Regions from separate parts of the Homo sapiens genome. Here region 1 is linked to region 2. The links are chromatin contacts, found by Hi-C in ENCODE. All regions are on one chromosome and are shown on one strand. The core of a region is the stretch at or near the end of the contact, and the rest is flanking DNA. Distances in the headings are between cores, read along the strand shown. Region 1 has its middle 99 kb from the start of LINC02424. Region 2 overlaps SYT1 (synaptotagmin 1).

Region 1 (5,754 bases), core at 2,443-4,942, 600 kb after region 2:
TTGTTTAGGTATCTGTCTCCTACTAGAGACTGATAAATCCTTTGGGACTAGGATCACATTTACTTATAGTCTAGCCACAGTGACTATTACACATAGTATAAATCAAATATTTTAATAAATTTGACGTTTCTAAAACCCAAAAAAGTCCACTTTAGACCAGGTGTAAAAGTGCGTTGATAAAATTCACTAGCCTTGGCATATATCAGTTTGTAGGTTTAAAACAAGGGTCAGCAAACTATGGTCTGTTGTCTAAATTTTGGGTTTTATAGAGTCCAAAAGCTAAGAATAGTTTGTGCATTTTTGAATAATTTTTTTAAAATGAAGAGTTTTTCATGACATATGAGAATGATATGAAACAAAAAATCCAGTGACCATCAAATGTTCTATTGAAAGTGATGAGTTTCAGGATGCACTACCTCAAACTATGGCACTGTGACATTTGAGAAAATAGCAGAAGCAAAAAGATTACTCTCTCCTTCCCTTGTCCTTCTCCCCTGAAGCAGGTCATAAAATCTAGGAAGGATTTTCTGACCTTCACTTGAAACAGTAAGACCCTTAGAGGTACCTGTTCTACATCTGTAGGAAAGGAGCATCCTCATCTCTGAAGATATAGGGAAACAGAATAATCAAAACAAATGGGGCTTCCTAAGATTTCCCCATTTATTACCATTAAATCATATCCCCTTTGTCCAAACCTATTGCTGCATTTGCCTCATTATACTGTCCTTCTTTTTGAAATCCAGGAAAAGCCAACCAGCATTAACATCAACACAGAACTTAAGTCTGATAAGAAATATGTACAATTGATTATCTCTGAAGCCTGCTACCTGGAGGCTTCATCTGCGTGATAAAACTCCAACAACCCATTATCATCATAACCCAGACATTCCTTTCTACTGTCTCCAGGTCTTCAAATAATAACTTAACTTTTTCAACCAATTGTCAATGAGAAAATATTTGAAATCTACCTATGAACAGGAAGCCCCTTCACTTCAAGTTGTCTTGCTTTCCATATGTAACCAATGTACATCTTACAGGTATTGATGTATTCTGTCTCCCTAAAAAGTATAAAAGCAAGCTTGCCGGGTGCAGTGGCTCACACCTGTAATCCCAGCACTTTGGGAGGCCGAGGAGAGCAGATTGCGAGGTCAAGAGATCAAGACCATCCTGGTCAATATGGTGAAACCCCATCTCTACTAAAAATACAAAAATTAGCCAGGCGTGGTGGTGCATGTCTGTAGTCCCAGCTACTTGGGAAGCTGAGGGAGGAGAATCACTTGAACCGGGGAGACGGAGGTTGCAGTGAGCTGAGATCGCACTACTGCACTCCAGCCTGGGTGACAGAGTGAGACTCCATCTCAAACAACAACAACAAAAAAGGCAAGCTGTACCCTGACCAACTTGGGCATATGACATTAGGTCCTCCTGAGGCTGTGTTATGGGTGCATTCTTAACCTTGGAAAAATAAACTTTCAAAATTGATTGAGACCTGTCTCAGATACTTTTGGGTTCACAAGCTAATACAATAGTCAATAGCTTACATCAACTTAAAAACTTTTTCCCCTATAAAGCCACTTGTAACTGCTACTATGGAGCATATATATCCAGGGCAACTTGAATCTATGTCTCACGGGTTGCAGTCCTCAAACTTGGCCCAAATAAACTCTCTATTTATATTAATCTAGTACTATATTAATTTTTGTTTCTTTTTTCTGATTGATATTTCAAATAAATTTGGTCACAGCCACCATCAGGGAATGGCAGTTTCCCAATGGATCAAAACACCTGAAACTGGTGATCAACAGCTTTCCCAGTGTTACCACAGGGTCCTTTCTCACAGAGTTCCCAAGATGGTGGCGGGCTGCTTCCAAGATGGTGGCAAGCCTCATGTTCTGTGACCTGGGGGTTCTTGGCCTCACGGATTCCAAGGAATGGAATCTTGGGCCATGTGGTGAGTGTTATAGCTCTATTAGAAGCCGTGGGTCACGGAAGAGAACTGTGGAACCCAGTGACTAGTGTTCAGCTCGATTAGGACGAACCTGGGCGCTTAGTCATGCAGGAACAATGGCAAGCCTTTAGCCCCATCTGGAGCGGCAATGGGCGCCTTGCTGGATCAAGAGCACAGTGGACACCCTTCCAGATCTGGAGTGATGGAAGTCTGCGACGCAGTGGTGGATGGCGAGCGAAAGCTCAGCTCAAGCGTAACAAACACGGACCAGAAGAGTACAGTTGCAAGATTTAATAGAGTGAAGATAGAGCTCCCATACAAAGGGAGGGGACCCAAAGGGGGTTACCGTTGCCAGCTCGAATGCTTGGGTTTATATCCTGATAATTGTCCCTCCCGCTGTGCTCTCAGGCAACAGGTGATTGGCTATTCCTTTACCTCCAGTTTTTGCCTAATTAGCATTTTAGTGAGCTCTCTTTCCTACCTGATTGGTCGGGTGTGAGCTAAGTTGCAAGCCCCATGTTTAAAGGTGGATGTGGTCACCTTCCCAGCTAGGCTTAGGGATTCTTAGTTGGCCTAGGAAATCCAGCTAGTCCTTTCTCTCACCAGTAAGATCTCAGGAATTGGGCAAGTGGGCTCGAGCATGCCATTAAGAAGCAAAATGGCAAAGTTTAACTGGTATATGAGCTTCTGGGGGCATTCCACTGGAAAAGGGGAGAATGGCTCAGGTGAGCATCCATACAACTCCAGTAAACACACTGCACATGCTCACTTCCCAAGTGCTAGCTGGCCACCACACATGCGAGCAGCTCACACTAAGGGAATAATCAAGGGAAATGGGATGCGAGATTCTGGAAGTATGCCAGCATATAAAACCCCAAGTCAAAGGTCAAACCCCACACTTGTACTCCAAGATGCCTTCTTGGCCCTCTTCCAGGTGTACTCTACTTTTCTTTTCATTCCTGCTCTAAAGCTTTTTAATAAACTTTCACTCCTACTCTAAAACTTGGCTCCATCTCTTTTTCTGCCTTATGCCCCACAGTCAAATTCTTTCTTCTGAGGAGACAAGAATTGAGGTTGCTGCAGACCCCTACGGATTCGCTGCTAGTAGCTCGGATACTCACCACCTCTAACAATAAGACCAGTAAAGCCTAAAAAGTCTACTATCTGAACTCCACAAAACAGCTCTGCCAGTCCTTACTCAAAAACAAAGAATCGTGTTTATTTTCAGGCACCATAGGAAAGGATTGCCCTCTCCCAAGCCTTTCTAACTCCCTCCCTCCACATAACCCCTGAATATGGTCATCTCATATTGCTCATATAGAAACTCACAAGAAGGCGTATTTGTTAGCCCAGCACACCAGACTTTTACAAAGTCTATTTTGTAAAAACAATGTGATGTTTTAGGGAGTAAATCCAACATCTCTCCTAATTCATTACCCTTGTAAAAATGCTTCAGGATCACTACAATTGACTTTCAAACTGAGGGCATTCCCCTTATTGTTATTTAGCTAATTTAACCTGACTTTTCAAGAAAATGAGATGTACTGTGAAACAGCCTGAAAGAACACCTAATGCTTATCTCAGAGAGTGCTGTTACTCCACTTGACTCTACATCTTGAAATAAAGTCAATTTTCTTGTTAGCTTACAAAAGAGAAAGAGAAGGAGTGTGACCAAAAGCCTGTGGTCTATAACAGGAGGAAGTGAGAGAGAAGGGAAGAGAGAGATTTGTTCTTAAGCTTTATGAAACACCAGAATGAGTCAGTTCCCATTTTGTTTACTTGATAATAGACTTCAGGAAGAACACAAAGATAGTACTCAGAAAATTAGCAAGTCACTTGTAACCAGATAGTTTTCCTGAGATATGTCTATATCTTTTGTCCTCTACTTATTCTTTGACTTCCTTGCTTCCATTTTCAGTGCTCAACGCAAATCCTGAAAAGTGCTTATCCAAAAACCAACCTTCCCATTTCTAATTTTCCAAGTAAATCAACAAATTTGAACCTCTGATAGAGCCAGTGAACTGCTACACAATACCACTGTCCTCAATTAACATCTTCTCTAGGCAATTTGCACCAAATGAAGTTCCCTTTGTGTCCAGCCGATGTTTTAAGGAAATAAAATGATAAAATGGAGAAATCTTTTAGATTGAGCTTGTTCAGATAACATCTAAGGGGCCATCTTTTTTTACCCACTCTTCTTCAACTCCAAAAAAGAAGCAAAGAGGCCTTAAAATATATCCCACCTGTTGTGAAGTAATCACTCTCCGGGTTGATCAGAAATCCTATTCTATGATGGTTAGTAGACCCTGAACACTGCATCTTGTAGAATAAGTGAGGCACCACCTCTCTGAACACAGTTTGCATCCTTTTAGGAGGAAAACAATTAAAACATTCTCCCAGGCACTGAAACAAACACTAAAGTTTTAAATCACAAATTCACCAAAAACACACAGACACGCACGCACATATACCAAATGAATATACATATATATTAATATATCTAATGAGAGAAAGACATTTGTAAAATAGCCCTGTAAATTAAAAATATTTCTAGTTATAGAGTAATGTAAAAGTAGAATGCTAACAAGTGAATTTCCCTGTAGCTTGATCACTCTAAAGAGAAATAGCAATTAGATACTATTTTTCTCAGACTTGTAGCCAGGGAAGAGTATTTTACAATTTCAAAGCTGAAAAGAAGAGCTACATTATAGAGACATATCAGCTGATAAAAGTAATGCTGACCAGGAAGCTTTTATTTTCAAAATGTTTTATTAAACTATATTCTATTCTAGAATATGGTGGGTTTTTTAATTGGATTACCCTCCAGGTGCAAAAGTGAGCCTATTGTTCTGCCACCTTTTCCTCTGAGGGAGCCCTAGGATTATTAACCTTCTCCATTAGGAAAGACAGACAATATCCTAATGCCTAGTTTGAAGGGATAGTTGGTGTCTGCAAACCTATAGAGAGACTGGCAGAATGTATATTCATTAATTCAACTGATATTTATTGTGCTGTGGATACAGCAACAAACAAAACAGACAATTCCTACAATTGAGAAGCTTACCTTCTAGTTGACGGAAACAGATGATGCATAACAAGCATAACAAGTAAATAACAGCATATTAAAGATGACATGTGCTATGAACAAAAGGAAGGCATAGAGAATTAAAGTGGGGGAACAGTTGTTATGATTTTAAAGGAAATAGTCAAGACTGGCTTCATTGAGAAGATGACATTTGAATATCTGAAGACCAAAAATCTTGGAAAAAAAAAAAAAAAAAAGACCCAGGCAGAGAAAACAGCCAGTACAATGGCCTTGAGTTTGGACTATGCCTGGCATGTTTAAAGAACCTCAAGGAAGCCAGTGGAGTGACAGTAGATTGTGTGAGGGTAAAGTAGTCAACAAATAAGTTAAGGTAGAGGTAGGAAGATGATGTAAGGAGTTAAAGTAATAATCTGAAAAATAGATGTGGCCCCATTGGCAGACTTTGAGCAGAGGCTTAAAGATACTGCTTTGCTGGAGTTGTAATTGTAGGGCATATAGCTTTGAGAAGGCATGAGTGTTTTAGGACCTGAAATTTATTCTCATACATGAAGCATGACTTGTCTCATATGAGGTGTGATAGTATAAAGATAGCACAGTTAAGACTTTTTGTTTAGAACACAGGAGAATTAATGAGTTCCAGGTTTGCTGAGTGATTCATGAGCCACTTAATCTTTCTATGCCTCCAAGAGGTTGTAAGCAATAATGCTAGTCACCACGTGTAGGTCTCAGAAGGGTTTGAGAAACTAGGGAGATGATGGAG
Region 2 (5,544 bases), core at 1,575-4,074:
TATGAGCGTGTCTCTGGCATTGATAAATGCCAGCTAAAAAATTATTGGTTAGCACATAAGGAAAACTGCTGAAAATACTAAAAACTGTATAGATTATTTCCTTCTTATTGACTTAAGGTTCAGACACCAATTCTTGAACAAGAATATTCCATAATACGCTGATTAGAAGTTAAATGGTAGTAGTAGAAAACTTGATGGCTATAAATTTGCATTCTTATTTAGAATCAATGCTCCCTTCCCTATTATTCTATTTAATTTTAGAGAAATGGCAATTTTTAAATACCCTAACTTCACGAATCTTCTGAAGAACAGTCAATGTATCAAAACAGATAATCAAATGAAGACAGGCTAATTCCAGCCTGAGTAGTTAAAATGTGGCATATTTATAACTCATAAATCCTAAATTATCTTAAGCCCATCTATTTTTTTTTGCTGATTGCCTAAACTGAACTAGTTTTCCATGATTAATTTTAGGGCTTATGATATAAAAAGAGAGATGTTCTAAAAATCATGAACTCATTGCATTTCTATATTTGCATCTTATCTTTCCATCAAAGAATTGGCAAAAAGATTTCATTTTGGACAACTCCATTACTCAATAAATCATCAGATAAATGGATAAACAAAATGTGATATATACATACAATGGAATATTATTCAGCCTTAGGAAGAAAATTTTGACACATGCTACAATAAGGATAAACCTTGACAATATACAAAATAACCTAGTTACAAAAGGAAAAATACTGTTTAATTCCACTTATATGACGTAGTTAGAATAGTCAGTTTCATCAAGACTGAAGGTAAAATAGTGATGGCCAGGGGCTGCAGGGAGGGGGAATGGGGAGTTGCTGTTTAATATGTACGGAGTTTCACTTTGGGAAGATGAAAAAATTCTGAGGGTGGCTGATGCTGATGATCAAACAACAGTGTGAATGTACTTAATACCACTGAGCTGTATACTTTCAAATGGTTAAAATGGTAAATTTGATGTTATATATATTTTACCACAATTAAAAAAATGGCTAAAGATACAGCTCTTGAAAATAAAAGCTTTTTGTTACAGGGACGTAGGTTTTGTTTGGGGACGTGGATAACTTTTCTGAAAAAAAGTAAGGGAACAGAGAACTTTTAGTAAAGTTACTGCTATGATAGAGCTGGATAAACAAGTTGTCACTTTGGTTCAACCAGCATTGAGCACCTTCGCTGTGTCAGGTTCTGAGATAGGAGGATGCTCTGCCTACCACACTTGTGGAGCTCACTCTCTTATGCAAAGAGAAATTCATCAGATATTATTTCAGTGTAAGCCCATGAAACAGTTTGCATAATGTCTAGGAGCACAGGTTTTAGCATTACACAGACTTTAGTCTGCATCTGGCTCAAAATATATAAGCTAGTTATTTTGAGCAAGTTGGTTTGCCTTTCAGAATCTGTCTCCTCATTTATGAAATATAGATATGAAAATGCACTTCACAGGAATGAAATGACATGGGAAGCATGCAGCAGGGAGTAAGTGTTCAGTTACCAACATCCACTGTTTCCATAAGCCCTGAGGCAGAGGGATGGGCTATCTGGGGCTGTCTAACAGTAGCCTGGTATAACTGGTTACAAAGGTCTGGCCTGGCCTTACCAAGCCACTTTCATAATTGTTGATGCCAGCCCACAACAAGTACAGCATTTGTTTGATCATTGTGCATGGAGTTATTACTGAAAACATTTTAGTTATATTTATATCCAGAGTTATGATAAAAAAATTGAAAATTGAAAACTTGATTATTTTCTTGTTTTGGGTGGCCAGGTATAAGGAATGTTATAACTAACACAAATAACGATTTCTTTCATATAGAGGTAACTCTTAAAATTTACTTTATGAGTGGATGGTTTTACATTTGAGGTATTGAAAAGAATTAAAATTAAAATATAGGTAAACAATATTATATAATCATGTATTTTACATTTACTTTTACATTTTAGAAAAAATGAAGCAGTTATCTCTAGCTTATTACATCTTGATATGGTTTGGTTGTGTCCCCACCCAAATTTCATCTTGAATTGTAGCTCCCATAATTCCCACCTGTTGTGGGAGAGACCCAATGGGAGGTCATTGAATTATGGGGGCGTCTTTCCCATGCTGTTCTCGTGACAGTGAATAAGTCTCATGAGATCTGATGGTTTTATAAAAAGGAGTTCCTCTGCACGTGCTCCCTTGCCTGCTGCCATGTAAGATGTGCCTTTGACCCCCATTCACCTTCTGGCATGATTGTGAGGCCTCCCCAGCTATGTGGAACTGTGAGTCAATTAAACCTCTTTCCTTTATAAATTACCCAGTCTTGGGTATGTCTTTATTAGCAGTGTGAGAACAGACTAATACATACCTCATTAACAAATCTTCTATCACAAGCTTTGCAAGACCCACTGGGAAAATGTGTATGTATTAAAATAAAGAAACTATAGGCTCCTAAGTATAGTATTGAAGAAAATGTATCACTTCAAGAGCAGTGCAGGGGATGCTGCATTTAAGGCTGAATTCCCACCTATCCCAGTTCCTGTCTCCAAATATCTTCACCCATACTATCTATACATGTATCACTCCAGGACCCCACACTGCCAGAAATTCCTTAAGTTATTTGTTTATTTAAATTAACAATTGTGGTGTGGGGGTCGGGAAGTGAGAAGCAGAGGGGATGCAAGATGCAGGGCTGGTGTGGACACTTTGGCCCAATTATTTTTTCTTAGACATTTCCCCATACCAGCTGTACTGAGTCATTTTGATCAAGAGATAAGTTGGGTTAGAAAATTGGAAACCAAAACCACTTTAAAGAAAAGGCAGCTAGAGAATATCAGTTGGGAAACAGCATTACCTCAGGAAGAAAACAAAGGTGACAAAGAGAGAGAAGGCTGTGTGAAAAGCTGGCTTTAGTTATTTTTCACATATTGGGCAGGGTCAACTGAGTATCAGGAAAAATGGAGAAACATGTTTTTCCTTGTGTCCCTCTCACTCACACAGTCACCATAACCAATGCTAAAAATATTGTCATTTAGCATAAGCTGTGGGTTTTCACAGGTTTTTTTGTGTGGCCACTGTCGATAAATATCCATCTTATAAAATGGAAAGAAAACATCTTAAAAGGAATTTTGTTATATAACTCATTCATAAGTTGGGGACTGCTTGTATTGCTTCCATTCTTTTAGCTGTCTCATTTAATGACAAATCTGGCTTTGCCTTTCAAAAAAACACACTAATAATTGTTCACTTCTTAAAATGGGAACAATGGATATATCCATAAATATACAATTGTCCAAACCCATTTCTTTCTGGAATTATGTTACTAGGCATAATTCAAATAATTATTTTGTTGCATTCTGTAATAAAATGGTATTTATTATAAAGGTTGTGACATATGTAATGCTCATGAGCTTGTCCAACCTGCCTTATTTTGTTGTTGTTGTTTTTATTTTGTTTTGTTTCAGGCTTTTAGCAGCCTGAAGCCATAATTTTTGGTTTCTGTGTCTAATTGTAAGCAGGAAGGAGGGATGAGGAAGGGGTTTTACTGGCCCAACCAGAAACAGAAACTAAGAACCCATGACTGTACTCTCTCCCTTGGACACCCCTGCATGGTGAGTCTAAGACATAGAGGGTATTAAAAACATTTTTACCTTGTGCAAAATTAGAAAAAAAATTTTAAAGTACAAAAGAGAAAGAACATCTAAGACTAACCTTCACAGCTCAAATAGTAAATGCCTAAAAAAAATATATTACTTCCTAGGAGATGTTATAGCAAATTGTGTCAATGCCACATGCAAATATAAAATGGATAAGCAAAAATCCTGAGCAACTTGCAAAACTACTGCTAAGAATTATTTCTTATAATATATTTCAGACTATTGAAAAATTGTATAATATCATTTGGGGGGGGTCATATGAGTTAGAAACCAATGTATTTTGAGCTTTTGTTTAGAGACATTTTCCTTAGTCTGAAACATTTTGTACAAATTCATGAACATAGGCTTTGCCAGGATTCCTTTGAAAATGGAAAACAAAAACAATCACAGGATTAAGCAATTCATATTAACCATAAGAACAGAGGATATAGATTGCTCAAATGTACAATGGAGCATATGCTGAACCAGATTTTTCATCTTTCAGAATAGAAAAGAAATAAAATTGTCAGTATTTGTAATGATTCAATTCCAAGGAAAGGAGGAAAATGCTAAGATACTTATTATGAATTACTTTCTGCTGAAACAGGAATAGTTATTACTAAGACTGGGATATACTCATCTTTAGAGGCATAACAAGATTTTACATTGAAAGGAGAAGTGGTGTTAGGATTGATAGCCCATGTCAGACTGTAAAGGGATTTTTATGGTGTTTGCAAAAGAATGACTCAAACAACAAAACCACTTAAAATGGTGAATATGAAAATTTTCATTTGAAGATAATTAATTGAGGTTTTAAAATGAGGAGAAACAGTATTCTGTATCATGAGGGAAAAATGCAGCAAAATAAGCAACTTTGTCAACTGAGATTTCTTTGGTAAAAGAATAATGCTGTGATTTCAATTTCAGACATCACATACAAAATTTTATTATTTTTTAAAATGAGAGTTGCCATGTAATGGCATCATACTGCCCTTAACTTTAAAATGGTGCATGTAATAACAATGTGTGGGATGTAATTTATTTCTGGACATCTGTTCAGTCTAGAGTTTGGTTAGGTCTATTTTCTCTGGAGGAAGTGGTCCCCTTTGTTATTACAAAGAAAATAATTTCATGATAAGATAGAAAGCATTTTTGCTACCCTTCACATCGTGATGCATACTGATTCAGCCTACTTCTAGGGCCACGAAGACTGTCAAAATGTCTCAAGCTTTACTCTCCACCTTTCTGGAAGTGAGTCATGCTATTGAGATTGTCTAATTTCTGTGTTTGCTTTAAGAAGGAAGAGGCCTTCAAGGAGAGGGCTCCTGATGGACTCCTCCCAAAGCAAGCCTGCATCCTACTCTATCAAATCGAAATTTCATCTTGTGTTAAAGATTTCCAACCAGACTTTTCTCCTTTTCTTTCTTCCCTCACACTTTCCCTTCCTCTTTATTCCATCTAGACTTCTATATACAGTTATGAATCACTCAACAACAGGGGTACATCCTGAGAAATGCATCATTAGGCAATTTTGTTGTTGCTGAACAGCATAGCATGTACTTATACTAACCTAGATGGTACAGTCTACCTCACACCTAGGCTGTATGGTTTAGCCTTTTGTTCTTGGGCTACAAACCTGTACATGTCACTGTACTGAATACTGTAGGCAATTATAACACATTGGTAAGTATCTGTGCATCTTAACAGAAAAGGTACAGTAAAAATCTGATATTATAATCTTAAGGTGTCACTGCTATATATGCAGTCCATCATTGACTGAAATTTGTTAGGTGGTACATGACTATGTTTTATAATTTAAAAGATGTCAATTTATAATAAATAAATAAATTTGAAAGAAAAGAATGCCCCTTTGATATTACTAAGATGTTTTAAATAACAAAT

The links. Hi-C counts contacts between places; a loop is a spot of excess contacts on that map. Pooled maps may share reads with other maps.
Region 1: a loop to region 2 is called in a pooled map, with 3 times the contacts of the local background. The contact joins two enhancer-like sites. A Hi-C loop is called at or near these places in 3 of 37 single-sample maps with no recorded cell type and 4 of 50 pooled maps.

The regions. Positions count from the first base shown.
Region 1 is chr12:78,456,074-78,461,827 of GRCh38, reverse strand. No RefSeq gene overlaps it. Among named protein-coding and RNA genes, the nearest start is that of LINC02424, 99 kb to the right of the region's middle. RefSeq lists a silencer at 3,603-3,652. Within about 2 kb of position 3,692, at least 2 of the 41 ENCODE cell types and tissues checked have a DNase peak (open chromatin) inside an H3K27ac peak, as active enhancers do.
Region 2 is chr12:79,055,776-79,061,319 of GRCh38, reverse strand. The region is part of intron 3 of SYT1 (synaptotagmin 1); the gene reads right to left. All of the region lies in intron 3 of LOC105369863 (a long non-coding RNA gene), which reads left to right. Among named protein-coding and RNA genes, the nearest start is that of SYT1, 190 kb to the right of the region's middle. Within about 2 kb of position 2,824, at least 4 of the 41 ENCODE cell types and tissues checked have a DNase peak (open chromatin) inside an H3K27ac peak, as active enhancers do.